Regions from separate parts of the Homo sapiens genome. Here region 2 is linked to region 1. The links are chromatin contacts, found by Hi-C or POLR2A ChIA-PET in ENCODE. All regions are on one chromosome and are shown on one strand. The core of a region is the stretch at or near the end of the contact, and the rest is flanking DNA. Distances in the headings are between cores, read along the strand shown.

Evidence for each region. Hi-C counts contacts between places; a loop is a spot of excess contacts on that map. ChIA-PET counts read pairs that join two places held with the same protein, here RNA polymerase II (POLR2A). Pooled maps may share reads with other maps.
Region 2: a loop to region 1 is called in a map of gastrocnemius medialis, with 3 times the contacts of the local background. The contact joins the promoter of FAM131A here to the enhancer-like site in region 1. A Hi-C loop is called at or near these places in 1 of 168 maps with a recorded cell type or tissue (gastrocnemius medialis) and 1 of 50 pooled maps. POLR2A ChIA-PET finds 5 or more read pairs at or near these places in 1 of 52 experiments (OCI-LY7).

What each region holds. Positions count from the first base shown.
Region 1 is chr3:183,305,585-183,308,451 of GRCh38, forward strand. All of the region lies in intron 10 of MCF2L2 (MCF.2 cell line derived transforming sequence-like 2), which reads right to left. Among named protein-coding and RNA genes, the nearest start is that of B3GNT5, 54 kb to the left of the region's middle. Within about 2 kb of position 1,572, at least 17 of the 41 ENCODE cell types and tissues checked have a DNase peak (open chromatin) inside an H3K27ac peak, as active enhancers do; they include gastrocnemius medialis, where a contact is called at or near this core.
Region 2 is chr3:184,336,189-184,338,888 of GRCh38, forward strand. It overlaps FAM131A (family with sequence similarity 131 member A), which reads left to right and starts at 1,412. Exons shown (of 6, transcript NM_144635.5): 1 at 1,412-1,530; 2 at 2,199-2,341. The coding sequence starts at 1,443. RefSeq lists silencers at 1-45, 1-162, 86-155 and an enhancer at 1,954-2,565.

The DNA.
Region 1 (2,867 bases), core at 322-2,821:
TCACGCCTGTAATCCCAGCACTTTGGGAAGCCAAGGCCGGCGGATCACAAGGTCAGGAGTTAGAGACCAGCCTGACCAACATGGTGAAACCCCATCTCTACTAAAAATACAAAAATTAGCCGGGTGTGGTGGAGGGTACCTGTAGTCCCAGCTACTTGGGAGGCTGAGACAGAAGAATCGCTTGAACCCAGGAGGCGGAGGTTGCAGTGAGCTGAGATTGTGCCACTGCACTCCAGCCTGGGCGGCAAGAGTGAAACTCCGTCTCAAAAAAAAGGGCAACTAAGGAGCAACCCGGATTCAGCCACCACATGGCTGGAAGGTCACTATTACAGAATTGAAAGGACAACAATAGTTTCTGACCACTGACTACTGACCACCAACCATATTGCAAGCTGACCACATGAAGTCCCTACCACACATCTAACTCATTTAATCTTCACAAGGTCTCTGTGAGGCAGGAATTATTACCTCTGCTTTACAGATGAGGGGGACCATATTCAGAAAGGCTACGAAACGTGACTAGGGTCATACAGCTGGTACTTGTTAGAGCCAAGATTTGAATCCATCCCTATCCGACTTCCAAAGCCTGTGTTCTTGTCACCTTCCAGCCCACCTGGCCTCTACACATGTGCTATGAAATCCTCCTGGTGCCTGCAAAGAAATTTATGGTGAAACCTCCAAATTGAAGCTTATTTTTTTAGTTTATATACCTCCCACTCAGGATAAATAGTCATCAAAATCTCCAAAGTAAAAAAGAAAGAGTGAGGGAAAAAATGGCTAAAATCTTCTGATCACAAGCCCATCTGGGATCTTTCAGATGCTGAAAATTCCAGAAGGCTGGATCGTCAAGTTTCAGCTTAGAAGTTGCAATCAGAAATCTTTATTGAAATAAGTTTATTTCCCCCCGAGGACTCTGCTGGTATAACAGATGAGAGATGAGAGTGCCTACTAGGGAAGAAAGTGGCGAGAAAGCGAGTGATGCTACTCTATCCGGGAATCTAGAACAAACCCACAGAGGATCCACAGGGATGGAGTGTGTGTATGGGGAGGTGGGCCAGATGAAACAAGAAAGGCAGAAAGCTAATGGTTGTTGAAATTGAATGATGGACACTTGGAGTTCATTGTGCCAGTCTATCTGCTTCTCTGTGTGTTTGAAAATTTCACACATGTACACAAAGCCATGACCCTCCAACAAGATGACATCCTTAGATGTTAATGGCCTGGGTTCCATGCCTTCTTAGACACAGCACCCTTATGGGGAGAGGTCAAGGCTGAAATCAGGTGGTTCCTCCACCCTGTCCTGGTCTGTTCCCTGCTGGCCCCTCAGCAAGGGTCTCAGTACGGCCCACAGTCAAAACCCTGCAGCAAGTTCTGCTTTTATAGAAGACCTTCTGTAAGTGGTTGAAACTACTGTTTTTCAGAATCAGGAAGGAGCATTCAAAAGACTGCTAAACCCTCAAACGAGAACAAGATAAAGAACAGGCTGAATCAGCATGCGACAGGAGCCTGGTTAGTGAGTTGACTGAGGTTACTTGTGAGAATGATGTCACTGTGTGGAATAAGGAAGCTGGCAACACCCCAGAGCCAGCGTGTGGCTGTGCTGGGAGGGAGCTGGCCCCTTAGTGCCGAGTAAAGGACAAACTCCAGGCAGATATTTGTCAGATTGTGGCCAGACACAGTCTTGTTCCTTTAACACTTTAAAGGACAAATGGAAAGATTAGCCAAGCCCTAATCATCTGAAGAAGCCATGTGTCTGAGAAGTCTGAGGGAAGATATATTGAAAACGATCTCAGTTACGATGAGACAGCTTTGTTTGATTTACGCAAAGGCAGAGACACAGGTGTACTACATCCTTCAGGAAGCAAGTTTAGAAATAAGATCTGCAAGTCATAGGATGTGACAGGTCTGCAAATCCTGCAAGTCACAGGTCATCCACAGTGGGCTAGTCTAGCTGCTTCAAGAATGTTGCCCACGAAAGGTGGGTCATGGGTTCACAGAGCATTCCTGTGTTCCATAACCACAGGTTTCATCCCTAACTCTGGTCAGCAACTTTTGAAGTATATACCAAGGACCACAAGTTCAAGGAAGTGGGCAGAAGAAAGAATGTGATGCAGTCATGCAGATCCATCGCCACTATTCAAGACACAGCCCAGAGCGCCTTCCAAGGGCTTTCTGTTCCACTGAGAATAAAATTCAAATCCTCACAAAAGATCTCAGGGTGCAACAGGACTACCTGGCCTCTGCTCATCTCTGTTCACTCATTTCCTCCTGGCCCACCTGCTCTAGCAATGTTCCTTGAACTCACCAAGCTCATTTCCACTTTAGGACCTTTGCACCTGCAGCTCGCTCTTGCTTTGATACTATTCCCTAAGTCTTTGCATGATTACACAGATCAAACAGATCTCAGACCAAAGGTCGTCTTCTCAGGCCTTTCCAGACCATTCTAGCTAAAGTAGCATCCCCAGTCACTTTCTATTATATCTTGTTTTCTTTTTTATATCACTTGTTACTATCTGATGTTATTATTTATTTGATTGCTTTTTAGTGAACTGTCTCTCTCCAGTAGAATGTAAGCTCCATGAGGGCAGATTCTGGACTGTCTGGCTCACCGCTGCACCCACGGAACCTAGGATAAGGAATACCTCTTGATGAATAAATAACCCTCTGGATAGGTCAGTAGCTACTTTCATATATATATGAAGGCATTTTTTTTGATGAGGCACTTTTTCTTAATATATGAATAAGCAAAAAAATATAGTATCTATATTCAGTAAAAAATTATTTTGAAAAAACTAAAATGATATAAGGTTGGGGCTGTCCTGGAGAATCTAAGGTATCTAGTCATCATATATATGAAATTCAACTTT
Region 2 (2,700 bases), core at 162-2,661, 1.0 Mb after region 1:
GTGGGTGGGGGCCTTGAGGAGGGGGCCGGTGTCGGGAGAGGGAGGAGCCTGCACCGGGAGGCGGGCCAGGCAACAGGAGGGAGCGGGAATGAGCAGGGAAGGGGCCAGACCGACTCCGGTTCGCTCCCACGGCCTGCCTGCCTTGGGGTTTTGCAGGGCAGACGCATGGTCTCGCCGCTGGCTGCCGTGTGCCCACTGCTCAGGGTGGCCGGAGACGCACAGCCCCGGGAGGGGCTGGGCAGCCCGATGCCCCCACCACTCCAGCCCTCGGCGACTGGCCTTGCGCGCCCACACACACACTCCCCTCCGCCTACACCTCTGCCTTCACAGTCCTGGGAGTGGCCCTGTGCTGGGAACCTGCTTCTCCCAGCCGTGTCCCCATCTTCTTAAAGAGGTAGCCTTTCGGTCCTGGCTAAGCACCCTACCACAGAATTTTTGTCGGACATTGACTCCCCTCTTCAGTCAGTCGGCGAAGGGGGACTGAGGTCCCGTTTGGGGCACCTGTGAACACTGAATCACCTCTCACCTATTACAGTTGTTTTAATGTCCTGCCCCCACTCAGCAAAAACAAATCACTCTACTCTGTGGAGGGAAAGAGGAACCCAGAGGCAGGCCATCAGGGCTTCCTTCCCACAGTGCTGACCCCTGCCTGGGCCTCGGTTTCCGTGGGTGGCCATGCACACCGGGCCTGGCCGTAGTCCTGTGCATCAGAGGTCGGCCAGCTTCCTTTACTCCGGTGTGGTGGATTTCTCCACGCATAAGGCAAGGCAGGACTGGGTTTGGGATGGGTCCTGGACCTTCAGGGCAGGTGGTCAGTCACACAGGCCTTGGTGTGGTTGGTACTTGATGTTCTTTGGAGCTAAGACTGGCTGAGATTTGTACTTCCCTTGAGGAATTCTGGGATTTGTAGTCCTAAGTTAACCTCGTGGCTTTTGAAGCTGAGGAGCAGCTGACTGCTCTGATCTCTCTGGCCCTATCAAGGCTTGGAGTTCAGGAAGTCATCACCTTCTCTTGTCAGGGGTGAGTTTGGCTGACCTCAGGACTGGCCTCGAGAGCCCTGGTTAGGTACCAGTTGGGGGCCAGGGATGGCCTGTAACCTCCTGTTTTCCTTCTGGTTGGTAGCATTTCTGGGGACCAACAGCTGGCCGAGGCTCAGGGATAGAGACGGCTGCTCCAGCTAAAGGTCAGTTGTGATGTACATTGCCTGTTGGCACTGTCTAGGGAATGGGCCTCAGCTCCCCGAGTCCCAGAGAGCTTGGCTGAGCCCTGGTGTTCCCACCTCCTCAGAGCCATGAGGCAGGAATGTTCTCCTTATGTGACTAGGCACAGGTTCCAAATGGGGAGGGGACTGGCTCAGCATCCGGAGCCAAAACAGGAATAGAACTGGGAGCTGAGCCTGGAGCGGTTCTGGGCTTTTGGTTCTCTGCATCAACACAGCCAGCATGCCTATGATTTCTGTGCTGGGCAAAATGTTTCTGTGGCAGCGTGAAGGGCCTGGAGGACGATGGACTTGTCAGACAAGTCGCAGAGGTGAGACCAGGGATCATGGATGTGATCTGGGAGATGATGGGAAGCTGAGCAGTAGGGTGCTTAGGTGGAAAAGGAAAATTACTCTGGCTTAGATATTAAGAACCAGGCTGAAACAGGGAGAACCAGGCTGGGGCCAGACAGGGCATCAGGAAACGGCTTCAGGGGACAGGGGTGAAAATCAGAAAAAATATCATGAGTTCGTCAGAAAAGAAGAGTAAAGAGCTGTGGACCAGCTGAGGCTGGCGAGAGGAAAGAAGGCAGCAGGAAGAGAGAAGGAAGGCAACCCTCCTGCAAAGGGTCCAGGGTGGCGGTGGTGGGGGGGACAGTGATGGCGGAAGAACTCAGTGTGCTTTCCAAGAGGAATGGGTAGGCTGGGAAACGGGAAGGAGAGTCAGAATTTATCATTGTTTGGTTTCACCCTAGGGTTTTGAGGCAAAATTTATCCAGAGCAGGAAGGTGGCAAGTGGGCTGCCACAGAATGGCCCCAGGGGCCCGAGGGTCAGTGATGTGTGGGATGGGGGCTTTTAGAGTTGAGGAGAGCACTCAGTGGGCGCTGGTCTTCTGGAAGGTGGGGGAGGGGCCGAGAAATGATACGGCAATACTGGATGAAAATGGGGATCTCTGCAGAAGTAGGGGCACAGCTCAACAGCCTTTCCCCTTCCTCTCAGTGTCCTCGGACCCCGCTTGGGCTGTGGAGTGGATCGAACTTCCTCGGGGTCTCTCTCTATCCTCTTTGGGATCTGCTCGAACCCTCCGAGGCTGGAGCAGGTCCTCCCGCCCTTCCTCGGTGGACAGTCAGGACTTGCCAGAGGTGCTGGGCCCCTGGTGGTGGGGGGAAGGAGGACGTCATCCATATAAAGGGGATCTGCAGCCCCCACCCACGCCTGGCCAGCCAGCTTCTGGCTCCCTTTTCCGGCGGGCGGAGGCGCTATCCGGCGGCGGGCCGGGAGGCCGCCCCCGTGCCGGTCTGCTCTGCTCGGCGCTGTGCCAGCAGGCGGAGAGCTCGCGCCTTCCGCGCTGACGTCAGCGCATCCCGGGCCGTATCCCGGGAGACCCTGTTGCGTGGTGATGGGTTGCCAGGGAGACATACACCTTTTCTCTGGGCCTGGGCCGCAGCTGCGCGGAGCGCCGGGCACGGATGGCGGCGGCTGAGGGGAGCGAAGCGAGGGA